4 separate regions of the Homo sapiens genome follow, and regions 1, 2 and 4 are each linked to region 3. A link is an interaction called in ENCODE POLR2A ChIA-PET data of the cell type or tissue named here. Cell type or tissue: Panc1. All regions are shown on one strand. Links, peaks and the distances in the headings refer to the core of each region. The heading gives the core; the rest is flanking DNA. Region 1 overlaps NLRP12 (NLR family pyrin domain containing 12). Region 2 overlaps PRKCG (protein kinase C gamma). Region 3 overlaps CACNG7 (calcium voltage-gated channel auxiliary subunit gamma 7). Region 4 has its middle 18 kb from the start of NLRP12.

The links. ChIA-PET counts read pairs that join two places held together with the same protein. Peaks named below come from ENCODE experiments on the same cell type or tissue, not always from the same donor. Only the 100,000 strongest peaks of a DNase experiment are listed, where the experiment ranks them.
Region 1: POLR2A ChIA-PET joins it to region 3 with 7 read pairs; 4 of 35 experiments call an interaction of 5 or more read pairs at or near these places.
Region 2: POLR2A ChIA-PET joins it to region 3 with 9 read pairs; 6 of 35 experiments call an interaction of 5 or more read pairs at or near these places.
Region 4: POLR2A ChIA-PET joins it to region 3 with 5 read pairs; 3 of 35 experiments call an interaction of 5 or more read pairs at or near these places.

What each region holds. Positions count from the first base shown.
Region 1 is chr19:53,805,066-53,812,560 of GRCh38, reverse strand. NLRP12 (NLR family pyrin domain containing 12) reads left to right here. Exons shown (of 10, transcript NM_144687.4): 3 at 1,273-2,974; 4 at 4,896-5,066; 5 at 7,111-7,281. Among named protein-coding and RNA genes, the nearest start is that of NLRP12, 16 kb to the left of the region's middle. In Panc1, for the core only: CTCF peaks have their summits at 2,866 (motif pointing left) and 3,521; a DNase peak (open chromatin) is centred at 3,660.
Region 2 is chr19:53,884,746-53,891,252 of GRCh38, reverse strand. PRKCG (protein kinase C gamma) reads right to left here. Exons shown (of 18, transcript NM_002739.5): 4 at 1,504-1,615; 5 at 1,236-1,367. Among named protein-coding and RNA genes, the nearest start is that of PRKCG, 5.8 kb to the right of the region's middle. In Panc1, for the core only: no CTCF peak of the experiment used is centred there; no DNase peak of the experiment used is centred there; H3K4me3 peaks cover 1,057 bases.
Region 3 is chr19:53,943,199-53,950,693 of GRCh38, reverse strand. CACNG7 (calcium voltage-gated channel auxiliary subunit gamma 7) reads right to left here. Exons shown (of 6, transcript NM_031896.5): 6 at 6,744-7,495. Among named protein-coding and RNA genes, the nearest start is that of CACNG8, 16 kb to the left of the region's middle. In Panc1, for the core only: no CTCF peak of the experiment used is centred there; a DNase peak (open chromatin) is centred at 5,018; H3K4me3 peaks cover 385 bases.
Region 4 is chr19:53,838,548-53,846,042 of GRCh38, reverse strand. No RefSeq gene overlaps it. Among named protein-coding and RNA genes, the nearest start is that of NLRP12, 18 kb to the right of the region's middle. RefSeq lists enhancers at 4,949-5,716, 5,717-6,486. In Panc1, for the core only: a CTCF peak has its summit at 3,771 (motif pointing left); DNase peaks (open chromatin) are centred at 3,652 and 4,924; H3K4me3 peaks cover 482 bases; H3K27ac peaks cover 2,932 bases.

The sequences.
Region 1 (7,495 bases), core at 1,725-5,724, 140 kb after region 3:
CTCTGGCCTCTATCCACTATGTGGCAGTAGTACTTTCCCAGTTGTAACAACCAACCCACTTGTCCCGTTGCCAAATGTCCCCTGGGGAACTAGGGGACACAGTCACCCCAATTAAGAACATTGTTCTAGATTTTTTTTTTTTTTTTTTGAGGCAGAGTCTCACGCTGTCGCCCAGGCTGGAGTGCAGTGGGGCGATCTCTTACAGGTGTGAGCCACTGCACTTAGCCCAGGGACTGCATTTCTAACAAGATTGCTGCATGATATGTATGCGTCTTAAAGTTGGAGAAGCACAGCCAGGCATGGTGGTTCATGCCTGTAATCTCAGCATTTTGCGGGGCTCAGGCAGGAGGATTGTTTGAGGCTAGTAGTTGTAGACCAGCCTGGATAACACAGCAAGACCCTGTCTGTACTGAAAAAAAAAAAAAGTTTGAGAAGCACTGCTCCCAAGTTTTCTGTGCCCCCTTTGTTTTCTCTTTCTTTTGTTTTTATAGAGACAGGGTCTCACTATGTTGCTCCGGCTGGTCTCAAACTCCTGAGTTCAGGCGATCCTCCCACCTGGACCTCCCAAAGTGCTGGGATTACAGGCGTGAGCCACCGCACCTGGCTTGTGCCCCCTTTGAAAAAAGGCAGATTCATGTCTGCACTATCTGGTAATGTACCCGTTCTATAAATCCTTTGCTGAAAGTCACTTTGTGGGGCTGGACACAGTGGCTCATGCCTCTAATCCTAGCACTTTGGAAGGCCGAGGTGGGCAGATCATGAGGTCAAGAGATCGAGACCATCCTGGCCAACATAGTGAAACCCCGTCTCTACTAAAAATACAAAAATTAGCCAGGCCTGGTGGCATGTGCCTGTAATCCCAGCTACTCGGGAGGCTGAGACTGGAGAATCACTTGAACCCAGGAGGTGGATGTTGCAGGGAGCACACCATTGCACTCCAAGCTGGGCAACAGAGCGAGACTCCATCTAAAAAAAAAAAAAATTAGCCAGTCTTATAACCTAGTCTCAAAACAAATAAATTATTTTAATTAAAAAAAATTTTTTTTTGAGATGGAGTCTGGCTCTGTTGCCCAGGCTAGAGTGCAGTGGTGCGATCTCAGCTCACTGCAACCTCCACCTCAGGGGTTCAAGTGATTCTCCCATCTCAGCCTCCTGAGTAGCTGGAACTACAGGCACACACCTTCTTTGAGCCACATGAGGAGCGCTTTACCTCGTGAACTCATTAGAGGCTGCTGATGAGTCTTCCACAAAACCTTCATTCCTCTCCCCTAGATCCCCAGGAAACCTACAGGGACTATGTCCGCAGGAAATTCCGGCTCATGGAAGACCGCAATGCGCGCCTAGGGGAATGTGTCAACCTCAGCCACCGGTACACCCGGCTCCTGCTGGTGAAGGAGCACTCAAACCCCATGCAGGTCCAGCAGCAGCTTCTGGACACAGGCCGGGGACACGCGAGGACCGTGGGACACCAGGCTAGCCCCATCAAGATAGAGACCCTCTTTGAGCCAGACGAGGAGCGCCCCGAGCCACCGCGCACCGTGGTCATGCAAGGCGCGGCAGGGATAGGCAAGTCCATGCTGGCACACAAGGTGATGCTGGACTGGGCGGACGGGAAGCTCTTCCAAGGCAGATTTGATTATCTCTTCTACATCAACTGCAGGGAGATGAACCAGAGTGCCACGGAATGCAGCATGCAAGACCTCATCTTCAGCTGCTGGCCTGAGCCCAGCGCGCCTCTCCAGGAGCTCATCCGAGTTCCCGAGCGCCTCCTTTTCATCATCGACGGCTTCGATGAGCTCAAGCCTTCTTTCCACGATCCTCAGGGACCCTGGTGCCTCTGCTGGGAGGAGAAACGGCCCACGGAGCTGCTTCTTAACAGCTTAATTCGGAAGAAGCTGCTCCCTGAGCTATCTTTGCTCATCACCACACGGCCCACGGCTTTGGAGAAGCTCCACCGTCTGCTGGAGCACCCCAGGCATGTGGAGATCCTGGGCTTCTCTGAGGCAGAAAGGAAGGAATACTTCTACAAGTATTTCCACAATGCAGAGCAGGCGGGCCAAGTCTTCAATTACGTGAGGGACAACGAGCCTCTCTTCACCATGTGCTTCGTCCCCCTGGTGTGCTGGGTGGTGTGTACCTGCCTCCAGCAGCAGCTGGAGGGTGGGGGGCTGTTGAGACAGACGTCCAGGACCACCACTGCAGTGTACATGCTCTACCTGCTGAGTCTGATGCAACCCAAGCCGGGGGCCCCGCGCCTCCAGCCCCCACCCAACCAGAGAGGGTTGTGCTCCTTGGCGGCAGATGGGCTCTGGAATCAGAAAATCCTATTTGAGGAGCAGGACCTCCGGAAGCACGGCCTAGACGGGGAAGACGTCTCTGCCTTCCTCAACATGAACATCTTCCAGAAGGACATCAACTGTGAGAGGTACTACAGCTTCATCCACTTGAGTTTCCAGGAATTCTTTGCAGCTATGTACTATATCCTGGACGAGGGGGAGGGCGGGGCAGGCCCAGACCAGGACGTGACCAGGCTGTTGACCGAGTACGCGTTTTCTGAAAGGAGCTTCCTGGCACTCACCAGCCGCTTCCTGTTTGGACTCCTGAACGAGGAGACCAGGAGCCACCTGGAGAAGAGTCTCTGCTGGAAGGTCTCGCCGCACATCAAGATGGACCTGTTGCAGTGGATCCAAAGCAAAGCTCAGAGCGACGGCTCCACCCTGCAGCAGGGCTCCTTGGAGTTCTTCAGCTGCTTGTACGAGATCCAGGAGGAGGAGTTTATCCAGCAGGCCCTGAGCCACTTCCAGGTGATCGTGGTCAGCAACATTGCCTCCAAGATGGAGCACATGGTCTCCTCGTTCTGTCTGAAGCGCTGCAGGAGCGCCCAGGTGCTGCACTTGTATGGCGCCACCTACAGCGCGGACGGGGAAGACCGCGCGAGGTGCTCCGCAGGAGCGCACACGCTGTTGGTGCAGCTGTAAGTATCCCTGGGGTATCCCCTGGGGCTGCTTAGGTTCGTGTGTTTTTTTTTTTTTTTTTTTTTTTTGCTCTGTTGCCTAGGCTGGAGTACACTGGCGTGACCTCAGCTCACTGCAACCTCCGCCTCCCGGGTTCAAGAGATTCTCCTGCTTCAGCCTCCCAAGTAGCTGGGACTACAGGTGCACGCCACCACGCCCACCTAATTTTTGTATTTTTAGTAGAGACAGGGTTTCACCATGTTGGCCAGGGTGGTCTCGATCTCTTGACCTCGTGATCTGCCCGCCTTGGCCTCCCAAAGTGCTGGGATTACAGGCATGAGCCACTGCACCCGGCCCACGATTTTTTTTTTTTTTTTTTTTTAAACTAAGTCTCTCTTGGTCTCCTAGGCTGGTGTGCAGTGGCGCAATCTTGGCTCACTGCAGCCTCTGCCTCCCGGGTTCAAGCGATTCTCCTGCCTCAGCCTCCTGAGTAGCTGGGATTACAGGTGCCCATCACCATGCCAGGATAATTTTTGTATTTTTAGTGGAGATGGGGTTTCGCTGTGTTAGCCAGGCTGGTCTTGAACTCCTGACCTCAAGTGATCCACCCACCTTGGCCTTGAGGTTCATGCTCTTAACCAGTGCCTCTCAGCTGGGGGTGATTTTGCTCTGACATTTGGCGATGTTTGGAGACACGTTTTTGGTGGTCACAACTGGGAAGCAAATAATACTACTGACATCTAGTGGATAAAGGCCGGGAATGCTGCAAACATCCTACAGTACACAGGACAGTCCCTCTGGCCCCAAAGTGTCAATAGTGCCACAAAGACTAAACAACACCCATTGGGACTAAATTGAGGTCGATGTCTGGGAGAATTTATTCAATCAACAAATATTACTAAGTCCCTTTTTCTTGAGAGAGTGTGGCTCTGTCACCAAGGCTGGAGTGCAGGGGCACAATCTCAGCTCACTGCAACCTCCACCTTGCGTGTCTCAGCCTCCTGAGCAGCTGGGACCACAGGAGTGTGCCACCACACCCAGCTAATTTTTGTATTTTTTTAGTAGAGATGGGGTGTCACCATGTTGGCCAGGCTGGTCTCAAACTCTCGGCCTCAGCCTCCCAAAGTGCTGGGATTATAGGTGTGAGCCACCACACCCAGCCTCTATATCCCTTTTATCGGTGGACCCAACAATCTTCTGTAGACAGAAGACTGTGTGAATAAGCCAATGGTCCCAAGAGAGCACGCATCCTAATGAGAACGGAGACAGATAATAAAGAGGGAAACAAGTAAACCAACTATCAATGATTAGGAGCGTCAGATAGAGCCAGGTGCAGCCTGGACAACATGATGAGATCCCCATCTCTAAAAATATAAAATAAATTAGCTGGTCATGATGGTGCACACCTGTAGCCCCAGCTTCTCAGTAGGCTGAGGTGGGAGGATTGCTTAAGCCTGGGAGGTCAAGCCTACAGTGAGCCATGATCTCACCATGCACTCCAGCCTAGACAACAGGGCAAGGCCCTCTAAAAAAAAAAATGAAAAGATAGCATGCTTTGGCCGGATGTGGTGGCTCACGCCTGTAATCCCAGCACTTCAGGAGGTTGAGGCGGGCAGATCACCTGAGGTCAGGAGTACGAGATCAGCCTGGCCAACACGGTGAAACCCCATCTCTACTAAAAATACAAAATTAACTGGGCGTGGTGGCTCATGCCTGTAATCCCAGCTACTCTGGAGGCTGAGGCAGGAGAATCGCTTGAACCCAGGAGGCGGAGGTTGTGGTGAGCTGAGATTGCGCCATTGCACTCCAGCCTGGGCAACAAGAGCGAAACTCCGTCTCAAAAAAGGATAGCATGCTTCATAAACGGTGAAATGACATGCAAAGGCCATAGTTGTCAAGCACCAGTAACACCAGAGAGTGGCCTGTCTTTCCTTCAAGCAGACCAGAGAGGACCGTTCTGCTGGACGCCTACAGTGAACATCTGGCAGCGGCCCTGTGCACCAATCCAAACCTGATAGAGCTGTCTCTGTACCGAAATGCCCTGGGCAGCCGGGGGGTGAAGCTGCTCTGTCAAGGACTCAGACACCCCAACTGCAAACTTCAGAACCTGAGGTGAGTGCAGGCTGGTCTGGGCGTTTCAGGTGGTCCCCACCGTGGCCTCTCATGGGGATCAGTCACAAAGGTTCTATCACGGGATGGTGTATTCGTTGGCTACGGCTGCCATAAAAAAGTGTCACAAAGCCAGGTGCCGTGGCTCACGTCTGTAATCCCAGTATGTTGACAGGTGAAGGCGGGCAGATCACTTGAGGTCAGGAGTTTGAGACCAGCCTGGCCAACATGGCAAAATGCCATCTCTACAAAAAATACAAAAATCAGGAGGGTGTGGTGGCGGGCGCCTGTAATCCCAGCTGCTTGGGAGGCTGAGGCAGGAGAATCGCTTGAACCTGGGAGGCGGAGGTTGCAGTGAGCCGGGATTGTGCCACTGCACTCCAGCCTGGGTGATACGGTGAGACTCCATCTCAGGGGGGAAAAAAGTGCCAAAGACTGGGTGGCTTCACCACATAAATCTATTTTCTCAAGGCAGGTGGGGGGCTGCTGGAAGTCCAAGACAAGGAGTGGGCAGGTTAAGTTCTTCTGAGGCCTCTGTCCTGGGCCTGCAGATCACTGCCTTCTGTCTTCACATGGTCATCCTGCTGTGTGGGTCTCCAAATTTTTTTCTTTTTTTTACTTTTTTTTTTTTTAAATTTTTGAGACACTGATATGCTCTGTCACCCAGGCTGGAGTGCAGTGGCACAATCATGGCTCACTGCAGCCCCAAACTCCTGGACTCAAGCGATCCTCTTGCTCCAGCATCACGAGTAGCTGGGAAAACAAGCATGTGCAACCACACCCGGCTAATTTCTTTTTTTTTTTTTTTTTTTTTTTTTGAGACGGAGTCTTGCTTTGTCACCAGGCTGGAGTGCAGTAGCGTGATCTCGGCTCACTGCAACCTCTGCCTCCTGGGTTCAAGCGATTCTCCTGCCTCGGCCTCCTGAGTAGCTGGGACTACAGGCAGGTGCCACCATGCCCAGCTAATTTTTTGTATTTTTAGTAGAGACGGGGTTTCACCATATTAGCCAGGATGGTCTCAATCTCTAACCTCGTGATCCACCCACCTCGGCCTCCCAAAGTGCTGGGATTACAGACTGAGCCACCGTGCCCAGCCACACCAGGCTAATTTTTGTATGTTTTGGAGAGATGGGGTTTCACCATGCTGCCCATACTGGTCTCAAACTTCTGGCCTCAAGTGATCCTCCTTCCTCAGCCTCCCTAACTGTTGAGATTACAGGTGTGAGCCACTGTGCCTAGCCAAATTTTTTTCATATGTTATTTTTTGAGATAGTATTGCTCTGTAGCCTGGGCTGGAGTGCAGTGACATGATCTCGACTCACTGCAACCTCCGCCTCCTGAGTTCAAGCAATTCTCCTGCCTCAGCCTCCTGATTAGCTGGGATTACAGGGGTGCATCACCACACCCAGCTAATTTTTGTGTTTATAGTAGAAATGGGGTTTCACTGTGTTGGCCAGGCTGGTCATAAACTCCTGACCTCAGGTGATCCACCCACCTCGGCCTCCCAAAGTGCTGAGATTACAGGCTTGAGCCACCGCACATGGCCTTGAATTTCTTTAAGGGCAACCTTTGTGAATGTATTTGACTACAAAGCATCAAAACATTTTATATTGTTCTTGTTGCTTTTCTTGACAGGTAAAATTTATCATATATAACATGATATTTTGAAATAAATATATTGGCCAGGTATGATGGCTCACGCCTGTAATTCCAGCACTTTGGGAGGCCCAGATGGGGAGGATCACTTGACCCAGGAGTTCAAGACCAGCCTGGCCAACATGGTGAAACCCCATCTCTACTAAAAATACCAAAATGAGCCAGGCATGGTGGCACACGTCTGTAAGCCCAGCTACTCAGGAGGCCAAGGCAGGAGGATTGCTTCAACCCAGGAGGCAGAGGTTGTGGTAAGCCAAAATCATGCCACTGCTCTCCAGCCTGGGTGACAGAGCGACTCTGTCTCAGAAAAAAAAAAAAAAGCAAAAGAAAATAATCCACAAAACTGGAGCAAAAGAAATGACCAGCTCCTTTCTCCTCTTTTCCACCCCAGGCTGAAGAGGTGCCGCATCTCCAGCTCAGCCTGCGAGGACCTCTCTGCAGCTCTCATAGCCAATAAGAATTTGACAAGGATGGATCTCAGTGGCAACGGCGTTGGATTCCCAGGCATGATGCTGCTTTGCGAGGGCCTGCGGCATCCCCAGTGCAGGCTGCAGATGATTCAGTGAGTCTCTATCCCCGGGAGCAACTTCTTAAGCTCATTGTCTCCTGGGGCATGAAATATCACAAAATGCTGGTAATCCCCAAATCTCCACCTTTAAATCAGGGCTGGCCCTTAACCCCATGACCTAAGACCCTGGCCCTGGACTCTAGGCACTTTGGAAGACCTGCTTCTGCCCTCCTCTGACTCCACACTCAATTCTACATGATGAAGAGTC
Region 2 (6,507 bases), core at 11-4,010, 56 kb after region 3:
TCATGACTTCTTACCTCTCCAGAACCCAGAAGACAGGGCATAGAGCCCTTTCCGCAACCAGTGACCCTGAAATCAGATCCAGAGCCCTTCTCTCCATTAGGAACCAGAGTTTGGACCCTGGCCATGTCACCAGTACTGAACCACAGCCTCCCTCAGAACCAGGTACTCTCCCTTCTCAAGATCCTTATACCCAGAAAGCCATTGCCGGGCACGGTCCTCACCCCTGTAATCCCAGCACTTTGGGAGGCGGAGGCGGGCGGATCACCTGAGGTCAGGAGTTCCAGACCAGCCTGGCTAGCATGGTGAAACCCTGTCTCTACTAAAAATACAAAAATGAGCTGGGTGCAGTGTCATGCACCTGTAGTCCCAGCTACTCAGGAGGCTGAAGCAGGAGAATCGCTTGAACCTGAGAGGCGGAGGTTGCAGTGAGCTGAGATCATGCTACTGCACTCCAGCCTGGGCAACAGAGCGAGATCTTGTCTCAAAAAAAAAAAAAAAAAAAAATTAGCCGGATGTGGTGGCAGGCGCCTGTAATTCCAGCTACTCGGGAGGCTGAGGCAGGAGAATCCCTTGAACCCCGGAGGCAGAGATTGCAGTGAGCCAAGATTGCACCACTGCACTCCAGCCTGGGTGACAGAGCAAGACTCCATCTCAAAAAAATAAACATAAAATAAAAACAAAAAAGAAAGCCATTGGCCAGGCGCGGTGGCTCACGCCTGTTAATCCCAGCACTTTGGGAGGCCGAGTCGAGGGGATCACCTGGGGTCAGGAGTTCGAGACCAGCCTGGCTAACATGGTGAAACCCCGTTTGTACTAAAAATACAAAAAATTAGCCGGGCTTGGTGACACGCGCCTGTAATCCCAGCTACTCGGGAGGCTGAGGCAGGAGAATCACTTGAACCCGGGAGGCGGAAGTTGCAGTGAGCCGAGATCGCGCCATTGCACTCCAGCTTGAGCAACAAGAGCGAAACTCCGTCCCAAAAAAAAAAAGAAAGTCAAAGTCATTAACAGGTGCAGAAAGTTGCAAGAAGCCAGGTTGGAGGCGGGGCTTCGAGCCAAAAGGGGTATGGCTGGGTGTGCTCGGCCTTTGGGGTGGGGTCAGGAGTGTGGGCGTGACCATAGAAAGAGGCGTGGCCCCATCTTTGGGGTAGGGCTGGGCCAGCACAAGTGCCTTGGGTCAGCCCCGCCTCACACTTGGGGAGGGGGCGGGGCCAGGCGAGGGGGCGGGGCCTCACCAGTTACGTGGATCTCATCTGCTGTGGGAGCCCGGATCTCCAGCTGCAGGCGCCCGCGGCGCTCGGTGTGGTCCACACCGCACAGGGAGGGCACGCTACGCACACAGCGCCGGTGCACGTTCATCTCGCAGCCTGGAGGGGAAAGCTGCGGGTAGCACCTCAGGCCCCGCCCCCAAGCCAAGACTCCACCCCCCACCCCATCCCGGGCATTTCCCGGAACCCAGACCGGGCGCTTTGGAAGGGCCCTGGCAAGGCCCAGGTCACTCACAGGAGCATTTCATGCCCTGGTGCACAAGCCCGTAGAGGAGGGAGCCACAGTGGTCGCAGAAGGTGGGGCTGCTGTAGCTATGCAGGCGGAACTTGTGTTTGTTCCGGGGGTCCTGGGGGCAGAGAAGACTGGCTTAGGGGGCGTTGGGAGGGTCCTAAAACCCCAGGGGAGGGGCCCTTTTATCTTTTCCTCCTGCCTTGCTCTCTAGGTCAGCCTGAGGCTCCATCTCTTTCACTCTATGTACCAATAATCATTGAGCACCTGCTGTGTGCCAGGGACTGTTCTTGGTGTGGGGACCCAGCATTAAACAAATGAAAAAAAAAAACCTCTTTGTCACATGGAGTTTACTTCCTAATGGAGGGATACAGAATGTAAACATGGTAAATAAATAAAACATATAGTTTGATGGTTGGTAATGGGTGCTCTGGAGAAAAAATGAGGCAGGGATGGGGACCACCAGAAGTTGGGGGATTGAAATTTTAAATACGGTGGTCCTGGCTGGGTGCGGTGGCTCATGCCTGTAATCCCAGCACTTTGGGAGGCCGAGGTGGGCGGATTGCCTTGAGCTCAGGAGTTCCGGACCAGGCTAGGCAACATGGCAAAACTCTGTCTCTACTAAAAATACAAAAATTAGCCGGACATGGTGGTGCATGCCTGTAATCCCAGCTACTCAGGAGGCTGAGGCATGAGAATTGCTTGAATCCAGGAGGCCGAGGTTGCAGTGAGCCAAGATTGTGCCACTGCACTCCAGCCTGGATGACAGAGCAAGATTCTGTCTCAAACAACAACAACAACAACAAAACTGTGTGCAGGGGGAGTGGCAGGGGGGCCTCGCTGACCAAATGATATCTGGGCAGAACATGAAGGAGGCAGGAGCTTCCAACCTCCCATAGTTCCCATCCCCCCAACTCCCACAAGTTATTATTTGAGGACTTGTGGGCCACCCTGAACCCCAGCTCCTTCACTGGCAGCTTCTGTCAGTGTCCATATGGTATGCCTTCTCTGAGCTCCAGGTGGAATGGAGAACATGACCTCTCAGTTATAATAGGAACCCAGGAGGCCTAAATAAAATAATTGGTGTACAAAACATAGCTGTGCCTACCACGTTAGATGCTCCCAATACTATTACTGTGGTTATTGTTAGGGATTTTATTGAAGTCCCTACATAGCCCTGAATGTAAGTAAGAGCTAGGCCGCTTCTCAGCTGTGTGATTTGGGGCAAGTTCATTCCCAGTTTTGAGCCTCAGCATCCTCCTCTGTCAAGTGGAAATAAATAATCTATATTTTGAAGCAATGCTAAATTTCCAGAGTCCATTAAGCAAGAATGCAGGTCATCAGTGAAGCTTCTCCTTCTCCCCTGCCACCCACTACCCCCGGGACAATATCTGCTTGTTAAATAACTTGATTCTAAGAATCCATTAAAAGGATTATCACAGGGTGAACATTTAGGCCATTCTTGGATTTTCATCTATGTTAGTGGGGTTTCTAGTTTGAATATATATTTGGGTAGAGGAGGGTGTTGGCAGTTTCCAGGATCCTTTTCAATGTGCTGGGCTTCTAAATATCTCCGCTGACCCTAACTCAAAGGGTTCCTGCCGCACTAAATAAGATGCTGTGTGTGAAGGTTCTCAGCAGGCTGCCTGACACACAAACCATCCACAGACAGAGGCTGCTGTTCTTATTCTCAAAAGTGAACGTCGCTGTTAAAAAGGAGACAGCACGGAGGCTGTGGTTACATACATCAGAGTTCAAATCTTGCCTCTATCCCCTACCCAGCTAGGTGGCCTCACCACGCCTGCCCCTTTTCAAAGCCTCAGATTTACCGCTTGAAAAGTGGGGGCATGTGCCCTCCCTGGGGACTAAATGAAATCATTCTTGCCAAATCTTGATCCATGTTACTTTTTTTTTTTTTTTTTTTTTGAGATGGAGTCTCACTCTGTCGCCCAGGCTAGAGTGCAGTGGTGTGATCTCGGCTCACTGCAACCTCTGCCTCCGGGGTTCAAGCGATACTCCTGCCTCAGCCTCCCGAGTAGCTGGGACTACAGGCGCGTGCCACCGTGCCTGGCTAATTTTTTGTATTTTTAGTAGAGACGGGGTTTCACCGCGTTAGCCAGGATGGTTTGGATCTCCTGACCTCGTGATCCGCTTGCCTCAGCCTCCCAAAGAGCTGGGATTACAGGCATGAGCCACCATGCCTGGTCAAGGCATGTTACCTTTTTTTTTTTTTTTTTTTTTTTTTTTTTTTTTTTTTTGAGACAGAGTTTTGTTCTTGCTGCCCAGGCTGGAGTGCAATGGCGCAATCTTGGCTCACTGCAACCTCCGCCTCCTGGGTTCAAGTGATTCTCCTGCCTCAGCCTCCTGAGTAGCTGGGATTACAGGCGTGTGCCACCACGCCCAGCTAATTTTGTATTCTTAGTAGACACGTGGCTTCTCCATGTTGGTCAGGCTGGTCTCGAACTCCCAACCTCAGGTGATCCACCCGCCTCGGTCTCCCAAAGTGTTGGGATTACAGGCGTGAGCCACTGTGCCTGGCCTGCATGTTACTTTTAAGAAGATCAACTGCCAGCAGTGAATCACTTGAGCCCCGGAGGTCAAGACTGCAGTGAGCAGTGATAGCACTATTGCACTCCAGCCTGGGCAACAGAGTGAGACCCTGTCTCAACAGCAAAAAAAAACAAAAACAAAAAAACCCCCGAGTGATGCAGAGGAAAGATCTCCTTCTCACTATTCACTCGTTTCCTCATTGGTCATAATAATAATTTTAACAAGAATAAAAAATAATATTTTGGCTCTTGCTATGTGTCAGAAACCATCCCAAATGTCTGACTCACTAAATCTTCAAAACAATCCATAGTGAGCATAATTATCATCTCCACTTTACAAACAAGGAATTCAACAAGTGCAGAGAGGTAAATTAACTCAGGAAATGTCACAGAACCAAAAAGTGGTGGAGCTGGGATTCAAACCAGATAGACAGGGAAAAATAACCAAATAAGCTGTTGTGTGGATCCAACCTATACTGTATACAAAATACTTGAGGCCAGGTGCAGTGGCTCACGCCTGTAATCCCATCATTTTGGGAGGCTGAGGCAGGAGAATCGAGTGAGACCAGGAGTTGAAGACCAGCCTGGGCAATATAGTGAGTGAGACTCCATCTCTACAAAAACATTTTTTTTTAATTAGCTAGGTGTTGTGGCTTGTGCCTATAGTCCCAGCTACTTGAGAAGCTGGGGCAGGAGGAGCACTTGAGCCTGGAGAATTCAAGGCTGCAGTGAGCTATGATCCCATCACTGTACTCCAGTCTAGGTGACAGAGTGGGACCCTGTCTCAAAAAACCCCAAAAATCGGCTGGGTGCGGTGGCTCACGCCTGTAATCCCAGCACTTTGGGAGGCCGAGGTGGGTGGATCACGTGAGGTCAGGAGCAAGACCAGCTTGGCCAGCATGATGAAACCCTGTCTACTAAAAATATAAAAATTAGCCGGCCATGGTGGCTCATGCCTGTTCTAGTCCCAGCTACTCGGGAGGCTGAGGCATGAGAATCGCTTGAACCTGGGAGGTAGAGGTTGCAGTGAACCAAGATTGCACCAGTGCACTCCAGCCTGGGTGACAGAGTGAAACTCCATCTAAAAAATACCCCAAAATCAAACAAAACAACAAAAACAAAAAAAAATCTTTTTTTTTTTTTCCAAGACAAAGTCTTGCTCTGTCACCCAGGCTGGAGTGCAGTGGCGTGATCTTGGCTCACTGCAACCTCTGCCGCTCAGGTTCAAGCAATTCTGCCTCAGCCTCCCGAGTAGCTGGGATTACAGGCAAAAAACAAAAAAAAAAATCTTGATGAGTGTACCCAATGAGCACTGGATGCATCAGACTTATCTGGTGTTGGTGGCGGAGGTGAGTGGACGAGGGGGGTCATCAATCACATACACGTGCTGGTAGACAGTGGTGCTCAATATATGTTCTATGAAGTCACATCTTCTATGTAGACTTCTGTTATTTTCAGCTGAGAGGGTGGTAAAACGCCTCATGGACTTCTGTGGATCTCTCTCTCTCTGCCTCTCTCTCCATCTGTACATCATAAAACTGTCTCCGATCTTGTGTCAAACCCTGGGCGAAACTCTGAACCCACCTGACTTCAAAACAAGCCTGGAAGTGTCCAGATGTGTGCTGTCCCATTTGGTGGCCACTAACTACATGTGGCTGTTTAAATTTAAGTCAGTTCTGCCGGGCGCGGTGGCTCACGCCTGTAATCCCAACACTTTGGGAGGCCGAGGCGGGTGGATCACAAGGTCAGGAGTTCGAGACCAGCCTGGCCAACATGGTGAAACCCCATCTCTACTAAAAATACAAAAAAAATTAGCGGGGTGTGGTGGCATGCGCCTGTAGTCCCAGCTACTCAGGAGGCTGAGGTAGAAGAATTGCTTGAACCTGGGAAACGGAAGTTGCATTGAGCTGAGACTGCGCCACTGCACTCCAGCTTGGGCAACAGAGCGCGACTCCGTCTCAAAAAATAAAAATAAAAAAAAAAAATTTAAGCCAATTCAAATGACACGAAATGGAATTTCTAATCCTCAGCCACAGTCGCCCTGTTTCAAGTGCTCACTGGCTACATGGAGCTGGTGGCTGCCTATTGGACAGTGCATGTACAGAATGCTTCCGTCACTGTAAACAGTTCTGTTGGTCAATGCTAGATCATCAGCCCCATTTTATAGAGGAGGAAACTGAGGCTCAGAGATAAAGCAGAAAAGGGAACGGGAATGGGCACTCAGGGTTGACTGGTCTTGTGAGCCTCTGATGGAGAGAGAGGGGGTGGGGAGAGGCTGTGTGTCTCTGCGTGCTGCACATCTGTGATGACAGGGGCATCTGTACATGCACGCACATGTGTGCAAGTGTACTGTGGGACTTCCCTGGGTCTCCTCTCAGCATCTCCTAAGCTGTTGTCTGTATCCACCATTTTCTATTTTAGTCTCTTTCTCCAGGTGTCTGTGTCTCCGTCTCTTGGAGTT
Region 3 (7,495 bases), core at 3,315-7,314:
AAAATTAAAAAAAGAATCACAGCTTATGAATCAATTTAGGAAAAACTCATTTGTGTCCATAAAAATAAAGGTAAAAAAGAAAAAAAGAAATATATATATATATATATATATATATATATATATATATATATATATATATTTTTTTTTTTTTTTTTTTTTTTTAGACGGAGTCTTGCCCTGTTGCCCAGGCTGGAGTGCAATGGCGTGATCTTGGCTCACTGCAACCTCCGCCTCCCGGGTTCAAATGATTCTTCTGCCACAGCCTCCCGAGTAGCTGGGGTTACAGGTGCCCGCCACCACCCCCAGCTAATTTTTTTTGTATTTTTAGTAGAGACAGGGTTTCACCATGTTGGTCAGGCTGTTCTCGAACTCCTGACCTCATGATCCACCTGATTTGGCCTCCCAAAGTGCTGGGATTACAGGCGTAAGCCACTGCGCCCAGCCGCAAAAGAAATATCTTCATAAAGATATTTCTATTTATTGATTTCTAGATAAAAGTCTGGCACAGGCTTTCTCAATCACTGTCGCACCAGTCACATCGGAGACCAGATGATTCTTTGCCATGGGTGGCCTTCCTGCACATTTCAGGGTCTATTCCAGAACTTGCTAGGTTCCCGTAGCACCTCACTCCCCCCAGCCCTGAGTTGTGACATCCAAAAATATCTCTGGACAGCCGGGCGCGGTGGCTCACGCTTGTAATCCCAGCACTCTGGGAGGCCGAGGCAGGCGGATCACGAGGTCAGGAGATCGAGACCATCCTGGATAACATGGTGATACCCCGTCTCTACTAAAAATACAAAAAATTAGCCGGGCGTGGTGGCGGGCGCCTGTAGTCCCAGCTACTCGGGAGGCTGAGGCAGGAGAATGGCGTGAACCCGGGAGGCAGAGTTTGCAGTGAGCCGAGACTGAGCCACTGAACTCCAGCCTGGGCGACAGAGCAAGATTCCGTCTCAAAACAAAAAACAAACAAACAAAAAAAAGCAAAAACAAAAATATCTCTGGACATTGCCAAATGCAACCTGGGGGCAACATGACTTCCAGTTGAGAGCCACTGTCCTAAAGGAAGAAAGTGGGAACAGTCACTCTCTCTGGGAAATGAGGCTGGAATTGAGAAGAGTGAAGAGAAAGCTACTTTCTTTTTTCTTCTCTTTTTCTTTTTCTTTTTTTTTTTTTTTTTTTTTTTTTGAGACGGAGTTTCACTCTTGTTGCTGAGGCTGAATCTCGGCTCACTGTAACCTCTGCCTCCCGGGGTTCAAGCAATTCTCCTGCCTCAGCCTCCCAAGTAGCTGGGATCAGAGGCATGTGCCACCACGCCCGGCTAATTTTGTATTTTTAGTAGAGACTATGTCATGGGATTTCACTAGGTTGGCCAGGCTGGTCTCAAACTCCTTACCTCAAGTGATCCACCCGCCTTGGCCCCCCAAAGTGCTGGGATTACAGACGTGAGTCACCATGCCCAGCCAAAAGCTACTTTCTTTATACCCTTCTCTGATGCTGAAACTTTTAAATCATGACTGAGTATTACATTTCAGGGCCAGGCACGGTGCCTCACTCCTGTAACCCCAGCACTTTGGGAGGCCAAAGCGGGCAGATCACCTGAGGTCAGGGGTTTGAGACCAGCCTGGCCAACATGGTGAAACCCCATCTCTACTAAAAATACAAAAAATCAGCCGGGCGTGGTAGCACATGCCTGTAATCCCAGCTACTTGGGAAGCTGAGACAAGAGAATCACTTGAACCTGGGAGGCGGAGGTTGCAGTGAGCAGAGATCGTGCCATTGCACTCTAGCCTGGGTGACAAAAGTGAAACTCCGTCTCAAATAAATTAATCAATTTATTATAGAAATAGAAAAAAATTTAAAATAGAAAAAAATTAAAAATTAAGAATAATAAATAAATAAATAAATTCGTAATTAAAATGAGTTTATTGTTCACATAAATTACCTCTCTGCAATGGACCACTACATAGTCATTAGAGGAATTAGGTAAATCTTACTAACTCTGTGACATACAGCATTAGCATTGAAACCTTTGAATGCAGGATCCCTCCGTACACTTAACTGTAGAGAGCTGGTGGCTCACACTTGTAGTCCCAACACTTCGGGAGACCGAGGTGAGAGGATCATTTGAGGCCGTGAGTTTGAGACTCCATCTTTACAAAAAAAAATTAAAATACTAGCTGGGCATGGTGGTGCTCACCTGTAGTATTTGCTACTCAGGAGGCTGAGATGGGAGGATTGCTTGAACCTGGGAGTTCAAGGTTGCAATGAGCTATGATAACCCCACTGCACTTCAGCTTGGGCAACAGAGCAAGATCTTGTCTCTAAAAATAAAATTAAAAAAAAAGAAAATTGTAGGGGACCCCAAAGAGCTTTTCAAATTTGTGCTATGTCTATCGATATTTTGCATATTTGCAATTCAAACTGAGAAGAAAATCTAAAATATGTATTTAAGTAAAATAATCAGCTTATTGTATATTTACATAAGCAACTTACTTTAATAAAAATAACTAGTTTCCAAAATTAAAAAATTATATAATGGTATTGGTTTATATTTTTTAAAATAGATTTAACGTTTGACTCAACAGAAGAAAGTCAGTCTCATATCTGCTTCTGTGTTCAGTCGTGTTCTTACTTCCTGTGAAGCCTCCAGACTCTATACACTCATGAGAGAATAAGAATGAAAAAAAGGAAAATATCTTAGTATTACGATAAAAATGCCTTTGACCTTGTGGACTTCCTAAATGAGTCTCAGGGATGTTCCAGCTCCCCAGGACACATTTTGAAAAGCACTGGTATGTGGTATTGTCCTGTAAACCAGTGTGGTCTAAGGGGGGCAGTATAGGGTAGGGTGGAAGCATTTAGCTAGACCCTGATGCAGGCTTGGGAGCTCAGGGAAGGCTTCCTGGTGGAAGGAGCATGTAAGTTGAATCTCAAGAGTGGACAGAACCCGGTGTGGTGGCTGATGCCGGCAATCTCAGCACTTCGGGAGGCTCAGGTCAGCGGATTGCTTGAGCTCAGGAGTTTGAGACCAGCCTGGGCAACATGATGAGACCCCTTCTCTACCAAAAATACAAAAAAAAAAAAAAAAATAGCCAGGTCTGGTGGTGCTTGCCTGTGGTCTCAGCTACCGGGGAGGCTGAGGTGGGAGGATGGCTTGAGCCTGGGAAGTCAAGGCTGCAGTGAACCAAGATTGTGCCACTGCACTCCAGCCTGGGTGACAGAGCAAGACCCTGTCTCAGAAAGAAAAAAAGAGTGGATAGAGGTTTTGCCATATGGCTGAGAGATGGAAGGGGATTCCTCGGAAGGAAACCCTCAGAACAGCAAGGAGCTGGGAATGGTAGGGAAGACAACTTCAGTCTGCAGGAGGCAGCAGTGGGGACGGCATATGTTGAGACTTGTGCTCTTGGCAAAAGGACATAGGTGAGGAGCTTAGATTTACTTCTAAGGGCAATAGGGAGATATAGGTCATTGATAAACAGATGGAACCAGGTGGCTTCAATATACACAGAGGGCCAGGCATGGTGGCCCACACCTGTAATTCCAGCACATTGGGAGGCCAAGGAGGGCAGATCACCTGAGGTCAGGAGTTTGAGACCAGCCTGGCCAACATGGCGAAACCCTGTCTCTACTAAAAATACAAAATTAGCTGGGAGTGGTGGCGTGTACCTGTAATCCCAGCTACTCTGGGGGCTGAGGCAGGAGAATCGCTTGAACCCAGGACTTGGAGGTTTCAGTGAGCCGAGATCATGCCACTGCTCTCCAGCCTGGGCAACAGAGCGAGATTCGTTTAAAAAAAAAAAGCCGGGCACAGTAGCTCACGCCTGTAATCCCAGCACTTTGGGAGGCCGAGGCAGGTGGATTGCCTGAGCTCAGGAGTTCACAGCCAGCCTGGGCAACACGGTGAAACCCCGCCTCTACTAAAATACAAAAAATTAGCCAGGCGTGGCGGTGTGTGCCTGTAGTCCTAGGTATTCGGGAGGCTGAGGCAGGAGAATTGCTTGAACCCAGAAGGCAGAGGTTGCAGTGAGTCAAGATGGCACCACTGCACTCCAGCCTGGACAACAGAGCAAGACTCCATCTCAAAAAAAAAAAAAAAAAAAAAAAATATATATATATATAGAGAGAGAGAGAGAGAGAGATAAATAGATGGAACCAGGTGGCTTCAATATACACAGAGGGCCAGGCATGGTGGCCCACAACTGTAATTCCAACACTTTGGGAGGCCAAGGAGGGCAGTATATATACACACACACACACACAAAGGTATACAGCTTAGCGGATAAGTATTGTCGACACAAGAGACTCCCAGGATTCAAATTTTAGCTTGACCGCTTACTAGCTGTGTGACCAGGAGAAAGCTAATTACCCTCTCTGTGTCTCAGGATCTCATTTATAAAGTGAGAATGATACTAAGAGTACTAAACCTCCTGAGGTTACAGAATGTAAAAGGCTTAGGACTGAAACACAAAGTGGCTGGCATGTAAGCACTCAATAAATTACGCAATTAATTTATGCAAACAATTGTTATTAAGCAGCCTTGGAAAACAGTAGAGTTATATAACATACTAAATGAGCCCCATGCATTCTCATTTGAAACTGGAAGGCCCAGAACTATGTGCATTACATGATAAATGTATAAAATAAAAATATGTATACCACATACTCATCTGTATGTGGATTTAAACACATGCATATATGCTTGAATATGCATAGAGTATTCCTGAAATTATACATTGAAAACTAATAATGCCTCAGGAAGAGGAGGATTTCAGAATGTTAGGACATCCTGACTTACTTTGGATAAATAAAGGTGGAACTTTTCACAGCATTTCTTTAAAACAAATCAAAAAACTCACCAATCTCGAACTGTGGGATTACATTCCATTTTCAAAGTTTAATAAACAAAAGAACTAGCTTGATTTTTTAAAAGAACACAACCCTTAGGATTTTAGGTTGTTAACTTCCCCATAGTGTTAGCAAGTATCTAGCATTTGCGTCACCACAGCCCATCCTGCAGGCAAGGCAGACAGCACCAATTGAGCAGCACGGCAGACAGCACCAATCAATGGCAACACTCTTTCCCACTGAGCAGATGTTCAGAATCCTTCTAACACCGGGCTCCAAGCAGCCCGTACGAATCACTTAGTTTTGACAACGAAGCTGAAACATGATTTGCCATCCCGAATCTCAAGCATGACCTCCAGAAATTGGTGAAATTATTGAAAATGACTTAGAATATTTCCCTCCGGGAGTCCAGTCCTGCTGATTCAGAACTCTTTCCTGCTAACTTACCCCCACCAACCTCCCTATTCCAGAGGGATTTGGAATCCTTCTAAACCAACCAGTGCCCTCGGTATTTTTTTATTTTTTTATAGAAAAAGAAACTGAAGCCCCAGAGATTCAAAGATTTGCTCAAGGTCACAGAATGAGTTTGCACCAAATCCATAGTAGTAAATTATAGCAGCTAAGAGTGTGGGCTCTGAGGTCAGACAGGCTGGGCATGAATTCTCCTCCGCATCTTACCAGCTGGGTGGCCTCACTTCCCTGAGCCTCGGTTTCTTCATCTATAAAATGGGGCTAATTGGGATGCCTGATTCACAGGATGGTTGGAAGGATTCAATGAGCTAATAAATCAAAAGTGCCTAGTGCAGGCTGGGTAGGGTGGCTCATGCCTGTAATTCTAGCACTTTCGGAGGCCGAGGCAGGAGGATCCCTTGAGCCCAGGAGCTCAAGACCAACCTGGGCAACACAGGGATACCCTGTCTCTATTTTTTTTTAAAAAAGTGCTTAGTGCGGTGTCTGATACCCTAATGATGACCTGATAAATGTGTCTTGGTTGTTAACAGTTGTGACTGTAACAGCAAAAGTTATTCTGATGGATCCTTAAGAGGCCAAATCTAGACAAGGCAAAGAAGGGAAGATCTGGCACGGTGTTTCCTTTACAATACGCTGCAAAAATAAGCTTATCAAACATTTAGGCTGTTCTCAGTCTCTCAGTATAGTGGGTGAGACTGCAGATTGTGGCACCCACTTTCCGAGCCTGCCTCCTTCACCTGCAAAAATGGGGTGATAATTCCTACATACAGGGTTGCTGTGAATGTCTAATGAGATCATGTAAGGAAGGAAGGCGTCTGGCTCAGGGTAGGTGTGCAGTAAATGGTAGCAGTCATTTCTTAACAGAGGGACTGAGCCAAGCATTGGGAAAACCCACCACTGCCTAGTGCAAGGGGGAGGAAGCCTGAGCTTCAGAACCAGATAAACTTGGTTTTATTATTATTTTGAGATGGAGTCTCACTCTGTCGCCCAGGCTGGCGTGCAGTGCACTCGGCTCACTGCAGCCTCCGCCTCCCAAGTTCAAGCGATTCTCTGCTTCAGCCTCCCGAATAGCTGGGATTACAGGCGTGAGCCACCGTGGCCAGCTAATTTTTTTGTGTTTTTAGTAGAGACAGGGTTTCGCCATGTTGGCTGGGCTGGTCTCGAACTCCTGACCTCAAGTGATCCCCCCAGCTTGACCTCCCAAAGTGCTGGGATTACAAGCGTGAGTCACCGCACCAGGCCTAAACTTGGCTTTAGCAAATGGCTCTGCCAACTTCCACCTGTGTGATCTTGGATACGTCACTTCACCTCTCTGGACCTATCTGCAAAATGAGGCCAATAAATTGACCGTGCAGGCTTGGGGGAAAAGTTAAAAGAAGCAATGAATGTCGAAGGAAGCCGAGTCATAGTAACAGTACTCTACGTGGTCATAATAATACCAGGAGAAAGCGTTTATTGATCCTGACCAGTATCATTTACGGTCCTGCATGCTTTACACGGACTGAAGTATAAAGCGCTGCCGTTGATAATGATGATGATTAAGTCATTTAACAACGACCCATCTAACGTCATTCTGCAGTACTTTAGGCCTGCAACCCTAGAAGCAGAGACCCAGACTAAGCCCCCTCTATCCAATCCCTTCCCTCCGGGCAGGCGGAGACGTGTTTGAAATAAAGTTTATTGAAGTTTCTGTCGATATTTACATATGATACACGGTAAATAACAGAGCCAGGCCCCCCACCCCACCCTGTCCCCACCCCAGTGCCCCCCTCCCCCCAGCCTCGTTAAAAATCGCTGCGTAAAGTCAGGTTAACTGCGGCGGGTCCCCCCTCCCCCCTCCCACCTAAGATGCAAACTAAAAGCCCCCGTCCCTCCCCTGCCCCCCTCCCCCCACCCCGGGGGCCATTCTGGTTCCGTGTACAGCACTGTGCTACCTCGCCCCTCTTTCCCTAATAAGGGGGGGTGGGCGAGTTCCTGGTGACCTCCTCTCCCCCCAAAATCTGTCCAACGGGGCGGACGGGCCCTTGAAAGAGGCCAGAGTTGGGGTTCTGAGGGGGGAAGAGGGACGTCAATGAGGAGGAGAGCCAGAAAATGGAAGACTTAGAGGTTTGGGGGGGGTGTCGACCCCCGCTACTGCCCCTCCCTCCCTCGACGGGGCCTCGAGGGGGGAGAGGCGGGC
Region 4 (7,495 bases), core at 1,788-5,787, 100 kb after region 3:
GTATGAGTCTGCAGCAACTTCCATTTTTGCCTCTTCAGAAGAAAGAATTCCACTGGGGGAATAAGGCAGGAGAGACCAAGGCAAGCTTTAGAGCATTAGTGAAAGTTTATTAAAAACTTCAGAACAGGAACTAGGCGGGCGCAGTGGCTCACGCCTGCAATCCCAGCACTTTGGGAGGCCGAGGCGGGCGGATCACAAGGTCAGGATTTCCAGACCCAGCCTGACCGATATGGTGAAACCCCATCTCTACTAAAAATACAAAAATTAGTTGGCCGTGCCGTGATGGTGGGTGCCTGTGGTCCCAGCTACTCGGGAGGCTGAGGCAGGAGAATCGCCAAACCTGGCAGGTGGAGGTTGCAGTGAGCCAAGATCGCGCCATTGCACTCCAGCCTGGGCAAAAGAGCAGGACTCCTTCTCCACAAAAAGAAGAAAGAGAGAAAGAAGGGAGGGAGGGAGGGAAGGAAGGTAGGAAGGAAGGAAGGAAGGAAAGGAGGGAGGGGCTGGGCACCGTGGCTCATGCCTATAATCCCAGCACTTTGGGAGGCCGAGGCGGGGCGGATCACCTGAGGTCAGGAGTTCGAGACCAGCCTGGCCAACATGGCGAAACCCCATCTCTACTAAAAATACAAAAATTAGCTGGGCGTGGTGGTGGGCGCCTGTAATCCCAGCTACTCAGGAGTCTGAGGCAGAAGAATCTCTTGAACCCGGGAGGTGGAGGTTGCAGTGAGCCGAGATCGCACCATTGCACTCCAGCCCAGGCGTCAGGGCAAGACTCCATCTCAAATAAAGAAGAAGAAAATGAAACTTTATATTGATAACCTGGATTTGCCTCATTCTTCAGTTTCTTAACTCCATGTGTATTTGGGGGCTGCTTTGCACATAGGGCCCTTTCACAGGAGGGGAAGGCTTGTTACACAGCAAAAGGTATTGGGCGCACTCCTGCGCAGGTTTCCTCTCCGCTCTGCTTCCCCTTTGTGGACCGAAACTGATGACAATACACACCTCGTGGGTTGTTGAGTGATTACGTAACTTAATGCATGTAAAGGGCTCAGATCATTGCCTGACACACAGTACGTGGTGCTCAGTAAATGTTGGTTGTTGTGGTTATATGCAATTATTCCAAAATCTGAAAAATCAGAAATCCGAAACGCTTCTGGCCCCAAGCATTTTGGATAAAGGATACTCAACTCTTATTTATATACTAAAATACTATTTACTTCATCCTTTCCTTAAAATACATATATTTCAGCCTGGGCAACATAGTAAGACCCCGTCTCTACAAAAAGATACAAAGATTAGTTGGGCATAGTGGTGTGCACCTGTAATTCCAGCCAGCTGGGGGGTTGAAGTGGGAGGATTGCTTGAACCTGGAAGGTTGAGGCTGCAGTGAACTGTGATCTTGCCACTGCCCTCCAGCCTGGACAACAGAGCAAGACCCTGTCTCAAAAACAAATAAATAAAAAACAAAAACCATATGTTTGCTTAAATTAAAAAAAAACACAAAAAACAAAACTTCGGCTGGGCACGGTGGCTCACACCTGTAATCCCAGCACTTTGGGAGGCCAAGGTGGGCAGATCACGAGGTCAGGAGATCGAGACCATCCTGAGTAACATGGTGAAACCCCGTCTCTTTTAACACACACACACACACACACACACACACACACACACACACACACACAAAAGCCAGGCGTGGTGGCGGGCACCTGTAGTCCCAGCTACTCGGGAGGCTGAGGCAAGAGAATGGTGTGAACCCAGGAGGCGGAGCTTGCAGTGACCCGAGATCATGCCACTGCACTCCAGCCTGGGTGACACAGCAAGACTCGGTCTCAAAAAAAACAAAACAAAACAAAACAAAAACCTTCAAGCAGCTATGACATAAGTGAGCACAGGTTTACTCATTAGTCTTTGTGTACGTATCAAAGAAAAACGTGAGCAAATATTTACATACCAAGTGTCCTGAAATTAGGATCAACTATATATTTATTCCATAACTTGTCATTGTAGAAGACATTATTTTTGTAGCATTTAGAGACTCATTTGAATAATTCAAATGATTATGAACTTGCAACCTGGAAACCATGACAGTTATGGACAGCTATGTTTTCTAGAATCTTTTTTTTTGTGTAAAATTCCCGATTAAACGGTGTAAATTATGTTTGCAAAAAGAAGGTGAATTTGCTGAACAAACGTATGATAATTAGCCATGGCTGTGACTTTGCCGATAGTTTTTGTTTTGTTTTGTTTTGTTTTGAGATGGAATCTCACTCTGTCACCCAGGCTGGAGTGCAGTGGCATGATCTGCAAGCTCACTGCAAGCTCTGCCTCCTAGGCTAATTTTTTGTATTTTTAGTGGAGACCGGGTTTCACTGTGTTAGCCAGGATGGTCTCGATCTCCTGACCTCGTGATCCGCCCATCTCAGCCTCCCAAAGTGCTGGGATTACAGGTATGAGCCACCACACCCGGCCTTTGCCGATAGAGTTTTAAGTATCTCAACCTGCACGGAAGACTGCATAGATTATTTTAGAATCTGGAACAAATAAAAAGTCATTCCTCTTTGCAAAGTTATTCTGTGCATAAAATAAATAAATGACTCTAACAGATTAAGTCTAGAACAGTGGTTCTCAACGGAGGGCAATTTTGCCTCTTGTTTTAAGATGTAGGGTCTTTTGGGGGGTGGGGTTGTATGTTTGTTTGTTTTTTGAGACAGGGTCTAGCTCTGTCACCCAGGCTGGAGTACAGTGGCGCAATCTTTGCTCACTGCAACCTCTACCTCCCGGGTTCAAGCGATTCTCCTGCCTTGGCCTCCTGTATAGCTGGGATTACAGGCGCCTGCCACCACACCCGGCGAATTTTTGTATTTTTAGTAGAGCCGGGGTTTCACTATGTTGGCCAGACTGGTCTCGAACTCCTGACGTCAGGTGATACTCCTGCCTCGGCCTCCCAGAGTGCTGGGATTACAGGCGTGAGCCACTGCGCCTGGCAAAACGTAAGCTTTATTATTCAGTTATTGTGAGGCCAACAGATCAGGAGACAGTTGCCATTGATAAGACAGTTTGTGGCTGGACACGGTGGCTTTTGCCTGTAATCCCAGCACTTTAGGAGGCAGAGGCAGGTGGATCACCTGAGGTCAGCGGTTCGAGACCAGCCTGGCCAACATGGTGAAACCGCGTCTCTACTAAAAATACAAAAATCAGCTGGGCGCGGTGGCAGGTGCCTATAATCCCAGCTACTCGGGAGGCTGAGGCAGGAGAATCGCTGGAACCCGGGAGGCAGACGTTGCGGTGAGCCCAGATTTCGCCACTACACTCCAGCCTGGGCGACAGAGCGAGACTTTGTCTCAAAAAGGTAAGTAAATTAAATAAATAATAGAAAACATCTCTGCTATTTTTGTCAGAGTTGAATCACCCAAGTAGAATTACTGTAAGAATATTCATGCGTGAGACCATATTAATTTCTAAAACTGCCGGTTGACCTTCTGAACTGGCTTTACCCTCTGCTGGTCATCACTGGCTTTAACAAAGAAGAGGTTTTTTTCCCCCTAAGGGAACAATGGCATTCCTTTAACTTGCATTTCTTACTGATTTGTTATCAGAACTTGGCACTTGGCTGCGTGTCAATTTATGGCATTGTTCACTGAGACTATTCCTATTAAGTTTTACTTCCTCAGTTGACTCCGTGGTGAGTCATTACAAAGTTTAAAGGGAACGCGATTAGGTTTACTTCCCCTCGAACAGCCTGTCTTCTGCTCGCCCACCTGTGTCTCAGCGCCCTCTACTGGTGCCTAAAATCCTATCATAATTTAGTCCACAGGAAATAAAACAAAATCCTCTGCAGTCCCAGGCCAGCCCTAGCCGGGCCCTCCGAAACAGAGGTCAGAGGTCAGTCTAGAAAACTCAGAAAGGGGCGCTTTTCATTGTTCCATATGAAAATCATTCCAATTTTGATTTTCACCATCCACGGAAGCCTCAATTTAAAAAAAAAAGTATCTTGCATGAATTGACTGCTGGGCAATCAGTCCTAAGATTGAAATTGTTTGTGATTTTCAGTTACCGGTTAATGACTAGACAATTAGGCAGAAAGAAATCACTTGCCCAGGCCGGGTGCGGTGGCTCACGCCTGTAATCCCAGCACTTTGGGAGGCCGAGGAGGGCGGATCAGCTGAGGTTGGGAGTTCAAGACCAACCTGGCCAACATGGTGAAACCCCGTCTCTACTAAAAATACAAAAAAATTAGCCAGGCATGGTGGCGGGCGCCTGTAATCCCAGCTACTCGGGAGGCTGAAGCAGGAGAATTGCTTGAACCCGGGAGGCAGAGGTTGCAGTGAGCTGAGATCATGCCACTGCACTCCAGTCTGGGCAACAGAGCAAGACTAGGTCTTAAAAACAAAAAGAGAGAGAAAATAAATCACATGCGCCAGGCAGAGCTGTGTAACCCAAGCCTCAATTTGCTCAGGTGTAAAAGATGCATTCCACCTTCCAAGAATGTTCATTAATTTTCTTAAGTACAGGCATATGTGGAGCCCAAGGTCGTTACAGCTAACTCTGGTCCCCTTAGTTTTATATACTTTGACCAGTAGGAGTGTTCCTAAAACTAGCTAGATAGGAGAGTTGTTTTATAGAAATTATATCTCTTCTTGGCAATAAAACTAGGGTACCTTCTATCTGAAGCCTGAATTGAAAACGTAATACCAATTTGGACCAAGCACAGTTGCTCACGCCTGTAATCTCAGCACTTTGGGAGGCCAAGGAGGGAGGATTGCTTGAGCCCGGGAGTTTGAGACCAGCCTGGGCAACATAGTGAAACCTCATCTCTACTAAAAATTAAAAAAAGAAATTAGCCAGATGTGCTGGTACGTGCCTGAAACCCCAGCTACTCAGGAGACTGAGGCAGGAGGATGGCTGGAGCCCAGGAGTTTTGAGGTTTCAGTGAGTCATGATTGCACCACTGTACTCCAGCCTGGGTGACAGAGTGAGATCATGTCTCAAAAAAAAAAAAAAAAACAACTAAGAATAAAAAAAATAAAAACGCAAAACATGGTACCATTTTAGTTTTTCTTTCTTGTTTTTTTTTTTTTTTTTTTTGAGATGTTGTCTTGCTCTGTCGTCCAGGCTGGAGTGCAATGGCACAATCTCGGCTCCCTGCAACCTCTGCCTCCCAGGTTAAAGGGATTCTCCTGCCTCATCCTCCCGAGTAGCTAGGATTGCAGGCATGCACCACCAAGCCCAGCTGATTTTTGTATTTTTAGTAGAGACGGGGTTTCACCATGTTGGCCAGGCTGGGCTCGAACTCCTGACCTCAGGTGATCTGCCCAACTCGGCCTCTCAAAGTGCTGGGATTAGAGGCTTGAGCCACCGCTCCCGGCCTGTTCTGGACTTTTTAAAAGCATTTTAATTAATTTAAAGTATTAATTTAGGCCAGGCACGGTGGTTTACGCCTGTAATCCCAGCACTTTGGAAGGCTGAGGCGGGCGGATCACCTGAGGTCAGGAGTTCGAGACCAGCCTGACCAGCATGGCAAAACCCCATCTCTACTAAAAATGCACAACAAATTAGCCAGGCATGGTGACGCACACCTGTAATCCCAGCTACTCAGAAGGCTGAGGCAGGAGAATCGCTAGATTCCGGGAGGCAGAGATTGCAGTGAGCCAACATCGCGCCACTGCACTCCAGCCTGGGCGACAGAACAAGACTCCATCTCAAAAAAAAATAAAAATAAAAAAAGAATTAATTTAAAAACAACAAGAACAAAAGAATGAAAAGTAATTCGTGAATAACCTTTTCATATTGATTGCATGAAATAATAATGTTTTGGATATAGTGGGTTAAATAAAATACATTAACTTTATTTGTATTGATTTATATAATTTTTTTTTTTTTTCAGACAGAGTCTCACTCTGTCGGTCAGGCTGGAGTGCAGTGGCACGATCTCGGCTCACTACAACCTCCGTCTCCTGGGCTTAAGTAATCCTCCTGCCTCAGCCTCCCGAGTAGCTGGGATTACAGGCACCCACCACCACGCCGGGCTAATTTTTGTATTTTTAATAGAGACAGGGTTTCACCATGTTGGCCAGGCTGGTCTCAAACTCCTGACCTCAGGTAATCTGCCCGTCTCGGCCTCCCAAAGTGCTGGAATTACAGGCGTGAGCCACCGCACCCGGCCTTAATTTTTTTTTTTTTTTAAACAGAGTTTTACTCTTGTTGCCCAGGCTCGAGTGCAATGGCGCGATCTCGGCTCACCACTCCCTCTGCCTCCCAGGTTGAAGTGATTCTCCTGCCTCAGCCTTCCTAGTAGCTGGGATTACAGGCATGCGCCACCACACCCAGCTAATTTTGTATTTTCAGTAGAGACGGGGTTTCTCCATGCTGGTCAGGCTGGTCTCAAACTCCTGACCTCAGGTAATCCGCCTACCTCGGCCTCCCAAAGTGCTGGGATTACAGGCGTGAGCATGAAGGGGTGGGTTGCCCCTCCACACCTGTGGGTGTTTCTCGTTAGGTGGAACAAGAGACTTGGAAAAGAAAAAGACACAGAGACAAAGTATAGAGAAAGAAATAAGGGGGCCCAGGGGACCAGCGTTCAGCATACGGAGGATCCCCCGGCCTCTGAGTTCCCTTAGTATTTATTGATCATTTTGGGGTGTTTCTCAGAGAGGGGGATGTGGCAGGGTCATAGGATAATAGTGGAGAGAAGGTCAGCAGATAAACACGTTAACAAAGGTCTCTGTATCACAGACAAGGTAAAGAATTAAGTGCTGTGCTTTAGATATGCATACACATAAACATCTCAATGCCTTACGGAGCAGTATTGCTGCCCGCATGTCCCACCTCCAGCCCTAAGGCGGTTTTCCCCTATCTCAGTAGATGGAACATACAATCAGGTTTTACACCGAGACATTCCATTGCCCAGGGACGGGCAGGAGACGGATGCCTTCCTCTTGTCTCAACAGCAAAGAGGCATGCCTTCCTCTTTTACTAATCCTCCTCAGCACAGACCCTTTACGGGTGTCGGGCTGGGAGACGGTCAGGTCTTTCCCTTCCCATGAGGCCATATTTCAGACTATCACATGGGGAGAAACCTTGGACAATACCTGGCTTTCCTAGGCAGAGGTCCCTGCGGCCTTCCGCAGTGTTTGTGTCCCTGGGTACTTGAGATTAGGGAGTGGTGATGACTCTTAAGGAGCATGCTGCCTTCAAGCGTCTGTTTAACAAAGCACATCCTGCACCGCCCTTAATCCATTTAACCCTGAGTGGACACAGCACATGTTTCAGAGAGCATGGGGTTGGGGGTAAGGGCATAGATTAACAGCATCTCAAGGCAGAAGAATTTGTCTTAGTACAGAACAAAATGGAGTCTCCTATGTCTACTTCGTTCTATACAGATACAGTAACAATCCGATCTCTCTTGCTTTTCCCCACAGAGCCACCATGCCTGGCCCTTATTTTTTATTTCAATAGAGTCTTAGGGAGCAAGTGGTGTTTGGTTACATTAATAAGT